Regions from separate parts of the Homo sapiens genome. Here region 1 is linked to region 2. A link is a contact called in ENCODE Hi-C or POLR2A ChIA-PET data. All regions are on one chromosome and are shown on one strand. Each heading gives the region's core, a stretch centred on a gene start or an enhancer-like site at or near the end of the contact. The rest is flanking DNA. Distances are from core to core; before and after follow the strand shown.

Region 1 (6,447 bases), core at 1,533-4,032, 110 kb after region 2:
TCCAAATCTCATGTTCTCACATTTCAAAACCAATTATGCCTTCCCAACAGTCCCCCAAAGTCTTAACTCATTTCAGCTTTAACCCAAAAGTCCATAGTCCAAAGTCTCCTCTGAGACAAGGGAAGTTCCTCCACATATGAGCTGGCAAAATCAAAAGCAAGCTAGTTACTTCCTAGATACAATGGAAAAACAGGTATTGGGTAAATACATTCATTCCAAATGGGAGAAATTGGCCAAAACAAAGGGGTTACAGGGCCCATGCAAGTCCGAAATCCAGTGAGGTCGTCAAATTTTAAAGCTCCAAAATGATCTCCTTTGACTCCAGGTCTCACATCCAGGTCATGCTAATTCAAAAGGTGGGTTCCCATGGTCTTGGGCAGCTCCACCCCTGTGGCTTTGCAGGATACAGCCTCTCTCCCACTGCTTTCACGGGCAGGCATTGTGTGTCCGTGGCTTTTCCAGGTGCACAGTGCAAGCTGCCTGTGGATCTACCATTCTGGGGTCTGGATGACGGTGGCCGTCTTCTCACAGCTCCACTAGGCGGTGCCCCAGTAGGGACTCTGTGTGGGGGCTCCGACCCCACATTTCCCTTCTGCACTTCCCTAGGAGAGGTTCTTCATGAGGCCCTGCTCCTGCAGCAAACTTTTGTCTGGGCATCCAGGCATTTCTATACATCTTCTGAAATCTAAGTGGAGATTCCCGAACCTCAATTCTTGACTTCTGTGGACTGCAGGCTCAACACCATGTGGAAGCTGCCAAGGCTTGGGGTTTGCACACTCTGAAGCCACAGCCCAAGCTCTATGTTGGCCCCTTTCAGCCACATCTGGAGCAGCTGGGACACAGGGCACCAAGTTTCTAGGCTGCACACAGCACAGGGACCCTGGGACTGGCCCATGAGACCACTTTTTCCTCCTGGGACTCCAGGCCTGCGATGAGAGGGGCTGCTGTGAAGGTCTCTGACTTGGCCTGGAGACATTTTCCCCACAGTCTTGGGGATTAATATTAGACTCCTTGCTACTTATGCAAATTTCTGCAGCTGGCTTGAATTTCTCCTCAAAAAATGGGTTTTTCTATTCTACTGCATCATCAGGCTGCAAACGTTCTGAACTTTTACGCTCTGTTTTCCTTTTAAAATGGAATGCTTTTAACAGCACCCAAGTCACCTCTTGAATGCTTTGCTGCTTAGAAGTTTCTTCTACCAGACACCCTAAATCATCTCTCCCAAGCTCAAAGTTCCACACATCTCTAGGGCAGGGGCAAAATGCCGCCAGTCTTTTTGCTAAAACATAGCAAAAGTCGCCTTTGCTCCAGTTCCCAACAAGTTCCCCATCTCCATCTGAGACCACCTCAGCCTGGACCTTATTGTTCATATCACTATTAGCATTTTTGTCAAAGCCATTCAACAGGTCTCTAGGAAGTTCCAAACTTTCCCACGTTTTCCTGTCTTCTTCTGAGGCCTCCAAACTGTTCCAAACTCTGCCTGTTACCCAGTTCCAAAGTCGCTTCCACATTTTCAGCTATCTTTTCAGCAACGCCCCACTGTACTGATACCAACTGACTGTATTAGTCTGTTTTCACGCTGCTGATAAAGACATACCTGACACTGGGAAGGAAAAGAGGTTTAATTGGACTTACAGTTCCACATGGCTGGGGAGGCCTCAGAAACATGGCGGGAGGCAAAAGGCACTTCTCACATGGCAGTGGCAAGAGAAAAATGAGGAAGAAGCAAAGGCGGAAACCCCTGAAAAACCCATCAGATCTCATGTGACTTACTCACTATTACGAGACTAGCATGGGAAAGACCAGCCCCCATGATTCAATTACCTCCCCCTGGGTCCCTCCCGTGACACATGGGAATTCTGGGAGATACAATTCAAGTTGAGATTTGGATGGGGACACAGCCAAACCATATCACTGGGGGAGGAAGGCACCGTGGTAGTGCTATGGACCGAATCATGTCCCCTCCATATTCGTATGCTGAGGCCTTGAGCCCCAATGTGAATATATTTGGAGATGAGTCCTTTCTGGAAGTAATTAAGGTTAAATGAGGTCATAAGGTTAGGGCCCTGATCTGATAGAATTTATGTCCTTTTAAGAATAGACACCAGAGCGCTTGCTCCAGGTGCACAAAGTAGTGGCCATGTGAGCATACACTGAGAAAGCAGCCATCTGCAAGCCAGGAAGAGGGCCCTTACCAGCCATTCTAGTCCCCTGATCTTGGACATCCAGCTTCCAAAACTGTGAGAAACCGATTTTTGTTATTGAAATCGCTTAGCCTTTGGTATTTTGTTCTGGCACCCTGGCAGACTAATATAAGTAGGGGTAAGCAGGTTATTAACCAGAAAGAGACACAAAGGAGCTTTTCACATAAGGGCGATGGATATATTCTGTATCTTGATCAGGGTAGTAGTTACGTGGGTGGATACATAGGTGAACAAGTTTATCAAACTGTCAGTTTCAGATTTCTACATTCTTGTGCATATAAATTTTCCTAAACTTGAAAAAGGCCGTCTTATCCCCATCTTTCCCAATGGAATCTGTGTTTCAAAAAGATAACAATATAGTGTTCATGCCTTCAAACAGGCCTGGTAGAAAGGAAATTAACATACATTATTTATCTCGTATATATGTATGTTTCTGCCTGTAATAAATAATGGGGATTGAGCACTTAGCACAAGAGTAAGCAACTGCCAAATGCAGCTCTGGGTTCAGACCTGTATGGGGCAGACCTGAGAGCCAGGCCCCTTTCCCTACCATACTGAAACTGACAGCAAAGCCGCTCAGCTAAGGGGATGTGCAGAAAGGACGCCCTGGGGTCTCCTGAGGCTGCAGGGCGGCCGGGGAGCCCTGGGGTCAGGAGGGCAACTTTCTGGGGCACAGTGCTCGAGTCACCTCTCCGAGGAACGGCTCTGCCTGCACTGCTTCTTGTACTTTGTTTACCCGCCCCTAGGAAAAGAGCTGTGAAGATGATCGTAGGGAGCAAGCAGTGAGGCGGCAAATGGCTCTGAGAGGAGCCACGCAGACAGCTGGGCAGCCGTGCCAAGAACAACAGGAAGCTCGCGGCCCCACCCCTGCTCGCTGCAGCCCTGGCCTGGAGACCCAGGGTTATTTGCTTTGAAGGGCCCTCTGCAGATGTTACATAAACAAAACCTCCATTGACTCCAGTTCTGAGCCTGGCCTAAAATAGCCCGCGGGCTTCCCCCTACCACTGTGCAGTTTCGCCGCCATCCCTTTTGGTCCCCTTGTGTGCTAGCTGCTTCCCTCCATTGACCACATGTGCAGACAACTCTCGCCAGTGTCCCTAAGAGGCCAGTTCCCTGGGGAACAAAAAGTGGGGCTCGTTTGCCTTCCCTGGCAGGTCAGACACAAAGCATCCCTGTAAGACCTTTGATGGCTACTGGCCAAGGGACACGTTTCCCCTCCCCAGGGAGGCAGGAAGCTGGGCTGAGGCACAGTGGGGTTTGGTCAGCAGCCAGCACAAGAGGGACTGTGCTTTCTCTCTGTGTCTGTGTCTCTTTCTGTGTGTGTCTGCGTCTCTCTCTCTCTCTGTCTCTTTCTCTCTCTTTCCTAAGGGCAAGCTCTCCAGGTAAGGGCACGAGTTCTTCGTCAGCGTCTCTATTTTCACTTGATGTAACGACTGAACACTCTACTCTTGACTCTTCCTCCAAGCTCCTATAAAATTCCCTGACCCCATTTGCACTTCAGCTCCTTCATTCTGCAGAAAACCATTCCTTCGTGAACATCTGGAGAATCACAGATCCGTGCCACAGCACGGGGTCACTCTGGGCCTTGCCACTCAACATGGGTCCCTGGAAGCTATTATCATCTTTTCCCTTTGACCTCCTGCACTTCTCCAGGATCTTAACTCATAAAATAAAACCAAAAACAACACCAGCAATAAAAACATATTTATGTCAAATACTTACTATGTGCCTGATACAAGGCTAAGCATTTTATGTGTTTTATTTTATTTCATATTGAACAGTCTTATGAGATTGGTACAATAATTATCTCCAGCTGACAGAAGGACAAACTGCAGTTTGGAAAAATTATAGAACTTGTACAAGATGTGACAGAGGTGGAACAGTCAGACTTGTATTCAGTGTCTCAACCACTGCATTGCATGTCCGGGGAAAAAGAGGGCAGGACTCACAACTCCTCCTTTCCATGGTCTTTCTTCTATTCAAAGGCCATGCTATTGTATCCATGGTCAATGTCATTAAACATATCACTGATCAATTAATTATCCAATCAGTATTTAAGGACTATGTTTTCTGGGCAAGTTGCTATTTGAGTCTATACCAGACCAAAAAAACAAAAACGTATGATGTATACTATGTGAATATCTAGCTCCTACTGTATCAACAGTTGTACTTCGGTTGTGAGAGGGCTTTGTGTTTCTCTGGGCTGAAGATCCTCAAACCAGATGGCCATCCTGGAACTAGAAGTTCTTCTTTAATTTAATTTTTTTTTAATTTCAACTTTTATTTGAGATACCAGAGGTATATGTGCAGGTTCGTTATGTGGGAATATTGCATGAGGCTGAGGTTTGGAGTATGGATCCTGTCACTTATGTAGTGAGCATAGTACCCGATAAATAGTTAATTGCTGCCCCCCATCCCCCACTGTCTAGTAGTCCACAGTATCCATTGTTCCCATATTTATGTCCATGTGTGCTCAGTGTTTAGCTCCCACTTATAAATTTGGTTTTCTGTTTCTACATTAATTTGCTTAAGATTATGGCATCCAGCTGCATACATGTTGCTGCAAAGGACATGATTTCATTCTTTTTTATGGCTGCATAGTATTCCAAATGTGTGTATATACCACATTTTCTTTATGCAGTCTTACCACTGTTGGGCACGTGGGTTGGTTCCAAGTCTTTGTTATTGTGAATAGCACAGCGGTGAACATACAAGTGCATGTGTCTTTTTGGAAGAATAATTTTGTTTTCTTTGGGCATATTTTCCTTTGAGCAAGCCCAGTAATGGGATTGCAGGGTTGAATGGAACTAGAAGTCCTACCAACTTACAGGAGGGAAGATGGGAAGGAACGGAAGCAATATGGAGAGCTTTGAGGATCCGTGGAACAAGAGGATACTTCAGAAAGACCCACACTCAGGCAAGGGGCTGGAGCCAGGCTGTGGTGACCCAGCAAGGGGCTAATGGAGCCTGGGAAACCCTGGCATGCTGAGGAGTTTAGTTCAGATCCACATTCTCTTCACTCTGGGGGCTCCTGTGAGACTGGCTCTCAAATGAAGCCCCCGGGGCTGAGTCGGCTTTCCCTTTGGACCAAGTCAAAGCCTTCCTTTATCTTTAGAAAAAAGTCTTACTCCTGTGGGGTTCCCCTGGTTTTATTGTCTATTCACTTGTTTTATTCATCCACCCGTGTCCATTCATTCTAGAAACATTTCGTGAGCATCCACTATGTGCTAATACTAGGTACCAGGGTTACAGAAATGAATTTTAAATGTAATGGAATATGGTCCCGGCCTTCCAGGAGTTCGTACTGTAACATAGGAGAGAGAGAAGTAGTTATGCTGCAGGATGATAAGGCCAGCTATGAATGTAACTGCAGGCTTGGAAAGCCCCTGAGCTGGTTGGCCTGCCAGGTGCTGAGGAAGTGTGAGTGCCCACCTGTTCCTGTGCAGAGGGAAGGAGGGTGAATGTCCACAGAGACCTCCAGAAGAGATTGCTGGTGGATGCTTACTTCCTTCTCTTGAGCTTCCTTCTCTGTGAAAAGATCTCCACTAGAGGAAACTGGCCACTGTTTACCTCTTTTACTCATCTCCCCAGGAGATGAGGAATGGCTTATCTGATTGGAGAGTTAGTTCCAGAGAGGGAGCTAGGACAGAGTGGCTCTGGTTTTTCCCTGGTGGAGATCATTTCCTTCTACTGCTCTGTGTCATAAACTTTACAGAGGTTGGCTGTGGCCAGGAAGGTGCTGCTTGTAGCCCAGTGAATGAGTTTAGTTCAAGAGAAGATATTGAAACGTCCACCTAGCTAAGATATTGAAAGCCACATTCTCCAGCCTGACTTTTATCAATATTGTCGATTTGGATCTTCATTTGCCTGATTCCTGTAACAGAGACAAAATGTACTGTTTATTGGACTCCCTCAAACTCCGTCATACATGACACTTATGTGTGTGACAGGGATGGACTCAGCTCTCTGCCTGACTGGGAGTCATCTACATCCCTTGTGCTAAGCTCTGCAGAGAGAGGAGGCACATTTTCAGGGACTTCCCTGCCTCATTCCTTGCTTGAAAGCTTCCTTCTGACCCCACTCTGCAGCAAGAAAGGAAAAAGAACTTCCAGGATGAAAACAGAAAATCTGGATCGTCCCTTTTTCAGAGTCTGTGGCAGTTCTACAAAGGTCCATGAATAGTCTTTGGTCTGAGCCTGGAATGCCCACTGATGTCCCAGATAAGACTCTGCCTGGCTGCCTG
Region 2 (7,072 bases), core at 2,397-4,896:
GTTTGATGACATTGTTTAAGAATTCTCCTGCCTGTTTTCTTTTTCCAAACTGTTAACATTGCAGTTAATTACCTACAATTAATTACAATAACAAGAACTATCAAGGTTCCTACAACTGCAACCACATATGATCTTTATCTTGATAGAGTCAGACTCTCTCCTCCAAGCAACCTAGGAAAATTCCTTCCAAAGGAAGAACCTAGCCTCAGTTTAGCACCAGTTAACACCAGGCATTGGTCGCTGGATGCTAACATATATTAGCTACCTCATTTACTTCTCACAACCACATTAGATCATGGGGATTATTATCTCCCATCTTACCGATGAAGAAACTGAAAGTCAGAGAAGTAACTTGCTCAAGGATATAAATGAAGGAGATTGCACATTTTTCCATCAGGCCTATGTCCACTTGAACCAATGGGTGGAGTTACCACAGGAACTCTGGACAGGACTTGTGTGTAAATTACCCAACAGACCAACTGCATTCTAGTCAATCTGACTCTGAATTCCAGTCTTTGTCACTTCTTTTCTTTCTTCTACCTGGGGGTACAGTGTCTACAGCTTTGTTCCTTTAGTACTCAGACATGCTGACATACAGTGATGAAATTATTTATTTAATCATAAATTAACTACTGTGAAAAGCACTAATCAACCATGGTAAACCAGAGGCAATGTAATCTTGAGGAGAGGTTTAGATGCACTTTTATCAGAAGATCCAAGCTTTGAATCAAGTGAGAACCTTAGTAAGAGACAAGTGGTGGCCAAACCCCCCCCCTTAAACTCACAAGCTTGGGGAAAATAATAAACAAAGGTCAGTTAAGGAAGAACAATAGGGACCTCCAAACAGTAAGACAGAAATTAGCAACAAGAACTGGGCAGATTCTTAGTGGTGAGGAACGACTGTCTGTCTAAGGCAAAAATGATCTCAGCTTGTTTCAATTCATACCTTGGGAGAATTTACATGCATTTTGTATTTCTGGGTGGATGAACAGGAGCATAATTCCTAACAGATTATTCCCTTGCAAACATCTGCTAACTTAAATCTCAGAAAAACAGCTGATGTTGGAATCTAGAATGAAGTGTCTCGCAGATTTATTTCTTTTTCCAGTTTTTCCAGCTCATCCCAGCAGGCAGCTGGGCTTAAAAATGGTTTCCTTTCTCTGACAACAATATTGGCTAAAGAGTTTGACTATTGGGCTGTCAAGATACAGGCTGTGTGATCAGGATTAAGAAAACAAAAATGGATCCTAGAGGTAAAATTACTTTAAAAGCCAGGTCCTGGCAGAACAACTTCCTCGGTATATTTGCTATTAAAAGAAAAAGAGACAGAAAAAGCCAAAGAGGTCCAAAAAATTAAAAATCAGACCTGAAGTCACATTCTTGCAGCAATGAGGGAATTAATTCTTACTGTAACCAAAGGTCAGCAGGCAGCCAGTCCAGGTCTAAATGTAAACAAATTCTAAATGCACACTGCAAAGTCGTATTTAAAAGAGTGTTCAACAAAGAGCAAAGAAAATGGTAGACTTTTTCAGAGAAGAGAGGAAAACTGGAACGCACAGCTTCTGAATAGGGCAACAGAATTTGCCCTGAGGAACAGGTTTTCAGGGGGAAAGAAAAAAAAACTAGGGACACTTCACAGGTTTAGATCAAAATACAGGGAGGAAGAAAAGGAAAAATAAGAACTCTGAATCCAGTCTGCACTGGCCTCCTAGCCCCCGTTAAACGGGCTGAACAGATCTGCACCTTCGCGCTAAGTTTCAAAACAAAAGCCTTCACTCTACTTCTCTTTAGGTTGTTGTTGTTGTTTTAATCAGATCAAGTACGAGGACAAGCACAGGCTGGATTAATGATCAGAGAAACAAAAAGGATTAAATATCTGGCCTGGGAGAAGTTTATTGTGCAACTAGAATGTCAAAGTCATCTCTCTACTCTTCTGTCTCAAAAAAGCTTCTCCCTCTGGGGCAAACACTAGCGACAAGCCGTTCAGCTTGTATTTTTTCATTCAAATTCCGTGTTCAGATCCCTCAGGGGCCAGTGGTCTAAATGCCAAGAGAGAAAAATGGAGGGTTTCAACTCACCTCTTCAAGCGACTGTCTGGGGCTCTCCAAGCAGCAGCAGGCAGGCAGCTCTCATTCCTTGTGGGTGAACCGAGCAGCTCCTTGGGCCGCCGGAGTTGTGACCAGCCTCAACTTCGGTGAACAGGTGCCTGGAGGAAGGAGGACGGCATTGGTCGCTCCAGACCAGGAAATGGGTGACATCACGGAAGCCCCGACAGATAAAGCATTGCTGAGACCTTAGGGATTGAAAGAGTCAGGAGGCCCCGCCCACCTGTCATTTACCTGAATACCTGCAAGCAGGTAGGTGGCGTCTCTTTGTGGACAAATAAATCAGTTAGAGCAATTTGCCAGGTGGAATTTACTTTCTTTCCTGAGCACAGCACGTGTCCAGCCCCGTGTTCAGATCTGAAGTCAAATGCCTGGTTGTTTCCCAGGCCCTCCCCTTTCCCCATATCTGCCCACAAAGGAGTTAAAAGGGAAGTTTAAACACCAAAATGAGACAGTAATTTAGCAGACACAAAAAGGAAGAGTGTGAAGCCGAACTTCTTAGAAATATCTGAGGTGCCTTTTCGAACCGCATCCATTTGAACACCAAGTGTTTCTCTAATTCCAATAAAATGACAAATTTAAGTTGACATTTCCAATTCATCTTTTAAACAATTTGAAATAGGATACCTGTCAGCAGTTTCAAAGTGGTTTTCAAACACTTTTGCGCTACCCCCTCCCCCGCCCAGCATTTTTAATTCCATATTCAGGAATTTGCAAAACTTCAGTCATTCCTATCTCGGCTGGCTTGGCAGTTAGAGTCATACGGCAGTTACAGTGCACTGCAGGCCTGCAATTAGGAGCAATTTAAATGATTCAGATTGGAATGGTAGTACTGTCATTAGGCGATGTTGTCTGCTGATATAGCCAGGAAAGAGACGTCAGAGTTATTTCTGTCCCAAGCGTGGTGTGTGACCCTGGACAAGTCACTGGTTGCTTCACCTTTTCCAGCAGGAAAGGAGGCGTAAACTCATCCAGCACCAGAGCAGGCAGCTGGGAGGTATCCCAGGACTGTTAAACTCTCTGGCATCTTCCCAGGAGGGCTGTAAACATCTCCCATCATCCCATTGAAACGCTGCGTATTTTTACCACCTGCATCCAGCATCCCTGGAACTCATTACCTGAGGAAACTGTGGATTCCCCGTCCCGGAAGATGGCCTGCCTGCCCAGAGAGAATTTTTTTTCCCCTTCAGGAAAATAAATGTTGACATTCCTATTTTCCTCCTACTTTTGCCTCCCTCGTCTTCTTCTTTCCCTCCTCCTGATTTTGGGAATGCTTTTGTTCCACCGGTTTTAATATTGGACTACCTAGAGGTTTTGGGGTTTGGTTTGGGGGAGGGTGGAGGAAGAAGGAAAAATGGGAGAGGGAAGAAAAGGAAGTCCGGATTCCCACAGCCTGGGCCTCAGCTGGCTGCAGTCAGTCAATAGCTCGCAAAGCAAGGGGGAGGAGAAGGAAGAGAAATTGTAGTCGAGGGCGGGGTCTGGGGGCCGGCTCTGGTGCTCGACCTCAGGGGAGCTGGCTCCTGTCCCCGATCCGCCCCAGACAGGTCTAAGCTACCTCTTTGCACCTGGGAACTCTGTGCCTTTTGAGAGTTGAAGGCTTAAAACAACAACAACCACCACAACAAAACTATTCACCTTTTTATCCAATAGAAACTAAGGTAGGTGTGGCTATTCCTTTATTATTTAAAAGAAAAAAAGGGAGGTAACAAAACCTTTTACACTCAGGTGTTTCAGGAAAAGGTTTCACGCCACTAGTTTGATAATTGAGAAACATCACTCACACAAAGGCCCCCCTCTTCACGCGGACAGGGTGTCCCCTGGGCAAGGGGGAGGGGAGGGAGAGCCCGCCAACCTGATGAATCATCTAGAAGGCCACGCCTTCAGCGGTCTTGCCTTTGGCGAAGGGCAGGATCCAACTTGGGAGGGGATCACAGGCTTCGGTTCAAGGCCTTGGGTGGGCAGGGGAAGGGTGTAGGTGAAATGAATTCGCATAAAGCTTCACCGAACAGCCTGGAGATCGTGAGGTTTCACTTGCCATGTTCACATACACACAGTCATCTACATATGTGGTGTGATGAATTGTTGTAAAACAGAAAGAAAATAGAGAAATAAGAGTTAATCCAGGAGTGGAGCTAACTCCCAGGTATAGTGTATAAAGGAAGAGAAAAAACTACACAATTAGCCTTCTCAGGTGAGATCTTTCTTGGTACTCCTGGATTTCGAATAATATGCAGGGGTTAAAAAAAATAATATGGGCTTTTTTTTTGGGCCATTAGGGCTGTTACATTATCATGGAAATTATATTTCTAAACTACTAGAAAAAAATGTAATCATAAAAATGAACATTGTGTTTAACAGGTGCTACTTATTGTTCTGAGCACTTTATACAAGAACCCTGTGTCAGGTATCATTGCTATTTGCATTCTACAGCTGGGAAAACCAAGACATAGTGAATCTGAGAAACTGCCTAAGGACAAGCTCATCGGCAAGCGGCAGAGCAGTTTTTAATCAAGGCCCACTTTTTAACCACTGGAAAGAAAAGAGGGAAGGTTCTGATTTCATGCTCACTGGGACACTTCCTGGACACATTCAGCTTCTTACCCATTATTCAGAAGGAGAAGTAGAAACCTGTAGAAGTAGCCCTGGGGAGGGTAGTTTCTGATAAAGGATGTCTCCATTTGGAAATTAATTAGTAATCTGGTCTATATGCTGAAAGTGTGTGTATAATATATATATATATATGTATATATAAATATGTATATATTCATAAATTCATGCATATATTTATGAGAAATCATACCAGGAAATCCATCGCCCCTGGGTGCACACTTGAAATCATCTTTTGAGAGCTTATCAAATCAACCCCAAGATGGAAGGCCAGCTTGAGGGACCCCTCAAGAATGACCAGTTGTAACTCTCTATGACATCTTTTATGGTCATTTTTCTCTGTAACTTCTGCGGCCTATCACTTTAAAATCTGAAAATTTAATCCGAGTGGCCATAAGAACATGGAACTGCATACATTTGGAAAATATGAGACAATGAAAAATTAAGTTTCATTATAAACCACTACCAGGAAGAATGGTTTAGACTAGGCTTGGCAAATCCTGGACATATAGTGCTCCATTCCCCCCTCCCATACCATTCTCACTGTCATTGCTAAAGACCATGACACTTTTCAACTCAGAAGGAACTTTGGAATCTTGAAGATATTACTCCAGGCACACTAGCAGTTGGTTTTACCCCCCAAGATCAAACCCTTTTCTTTTACTTTCTTACTTTCTTTTCTTTCTTTCTTTTTTAATTTTTTTTTTTAGAGACAACTCTCCCTTTGTCATCCAAGCTATAGTGCAGTGGTGCCATCATGGCTCACTGCAGCCCCAACCTCCTGGGCTCAAGTGATCCTCCCACCTCAGCCTCCCAAGTAGCTGGGACCACAGGCACGTGCCACCATGCCCTGCTAGTTTTTAAATTTTTTCTAGAGATGAGGTCTCACTATGGTGCCCAGGCTGTTCTCAAACTCCTGACCTCAAGTGATCCTCCCACCTCGGCCTCCCAAAGTGCTGGGATTACAGGTGCGAGCCACTTGGTCCCCTTTTCTATCTCTAGTTGGACAGTAAGTGAGACAGAGAAGAGGGCTGATCAGGAAGCAAAAATATTGGTGTTGGCTGGTGCCATTGGGGAATATTTCATGAAGAAAGGAACATGAATTGGGCCTTGAACGATTTGGAGAGGTGGTGAGAGGGCACAGATCATTCCAGACAGGGCAGTGGCATGGGTGGAACAGGAATGATCATAGCAGATATCTGTTGGGGAGGAACATGTGTGTGGTGGGGGAGAAGAGGAATACGAGACAATGAAATACCCACCTTGCTAGGGTGAAGAGGATCCACTGATTGCTAAATTTAGATGGGCTGAGACTGTAAAGAGCCTCGGGAACCTCAAGGGCTAACTGCTTCATGTCCTCACATGCCTGTTGACTACTTTTCTCATGATGATTAAACAGCTTAAGAAAAAGAAACTCAGTATCTTGGGCATGGGGTAATTTCTTATGCATGACAATGGTTTTCAGCATTGAGCTAAACTTCCAGGATATGCCATTTCGGCAACCACATGATCTTTCTCTTTAGGAGCAAGCCTCTTTTGCAGTCAACATATCCTGGAAACTTTGTTCTTTGGATAGGCAGGTGGAAAACATTAGAAAGCTTTCTGAACTCAAAGTTGGGCCTGTCCTAGTTAACCAGCCGGCTCACTTGGGCTTTTTGATTAGTTTGAATTCCTTTATATATCTTGACAGGGAAATCTAAGGGGGGAAGGAGGTCTGTCTTCAAAGCTCTTTTCTTGTAGATCCCCCCATGAAGCTTGGCGTTCTCAAGGACTCCTCCTGGCAATGAACCTACAGCGAAGACCATGCCTTGTGATTCAGCAGAATTACTTTGCCCATTTTGCTTCCTATTTTTTTTTCCCATGACATATTTCTAGAGTTGTCTATGATGATTGAATGCCACAATTAAAATGGACATATTCCATTTGACTTTAATAAAAGTCATCTCTACAAAAACCTCTTTGGCTATCTTCTAAAGGTATTTAACATTATGATTTGGACTTGCTTATTACATTACATACCATCATATTGGCCGTAATTACTTTTTTAAATGGGCTCAGCTCCATATCTTTTATTGGCTAATTATATGTGCTTAGCATAACGCAGATGAGCAGATCTCAGAAGGGCAATTATGGGAAATAAGAGTAATAATCACAAACATCAGCTGATGTGATAGAATGCCATCTGGTTCTGTGTATATGGAAGATATTCCATTTCTCTCACAAACTTACAACCTGTGTGTTGCCTGGTTTGCAGATGAGTTTCTAGGGTAACCTGTGGACCTACAGTTTAGGAGGAAACACTTCTCTGGTTTGTGTGCTTTTGGGGAGAGAGAGAGTATCTCAGGGAAATTAGCATTAAA

Evidence for each region. A loop is a pair of places that touch in the nucleus more often than their neighbours do. ChIA-PET counts read pairs that join two places held with the same protein, here RNA polymerase II (POLR2A). Pooled maps may share reads with other maps.
Region 1: a loop to region 2 is called in a map of heart right ventricle, with 2.0 times the contacts of the local background. The contact joins the enhancer-like site here to the promoter of LNX1-AS2 in region 2. A Hi-C loop is called at or near these places in 3 of 168 maps with a recorded cell type or tissue (GM12878, PC-9 and heart right ventricle), 13 of 37 single-sample maps with no recorded cell type and 5 of 50 pooled maps. POLR2A ChIA-PET finds 5 or more read pairs at or near these places in 1 of 52 experiments (activated CD8-positive, alpha-beta T cell).

What each region holds. Positions count from the first base shown.
Region 1 is chr4:53,699,734-53,706,180 of GRCh38, forward strand. The region is part of intron 1 of LOC100506444 (a long non-coding RNA gene); the gene reads left to right. Among named protein-coding and RNA genes, the nearest start is that of LNX1-AS2, 110 kb to the left of the region's middle. RefSeq lists enhancers at 2,818-2,937, 5,662-5,741. Within about 2 kb of position 2,783, at least 31 of the 41 ENCODE cell types and tissues checked have a DNase peak (open chromatin) inside an H3K27ac peak, as active enhancers do; they include GM12878 and heart right ventricle, where a contact is called at or near this core.
Region 2 is chr4:53,589,310-53,596,381 of GRCh38, forward strand. LNX1-AS2 (LNX1 antisense RNA 2) reads left to right here and starts at 3,647. Exons shown (of 2, transcript NR_046827.1): 1 at 3,647-3,763. LNX1 (ligand of numb-protein X 1) reads right to left here and starts at 2,177. Exons shown (of 11, transcript NM_001126328.3): 1 at 2,079-2,177. RefSeq lists an enhancer at 3,357-4,269.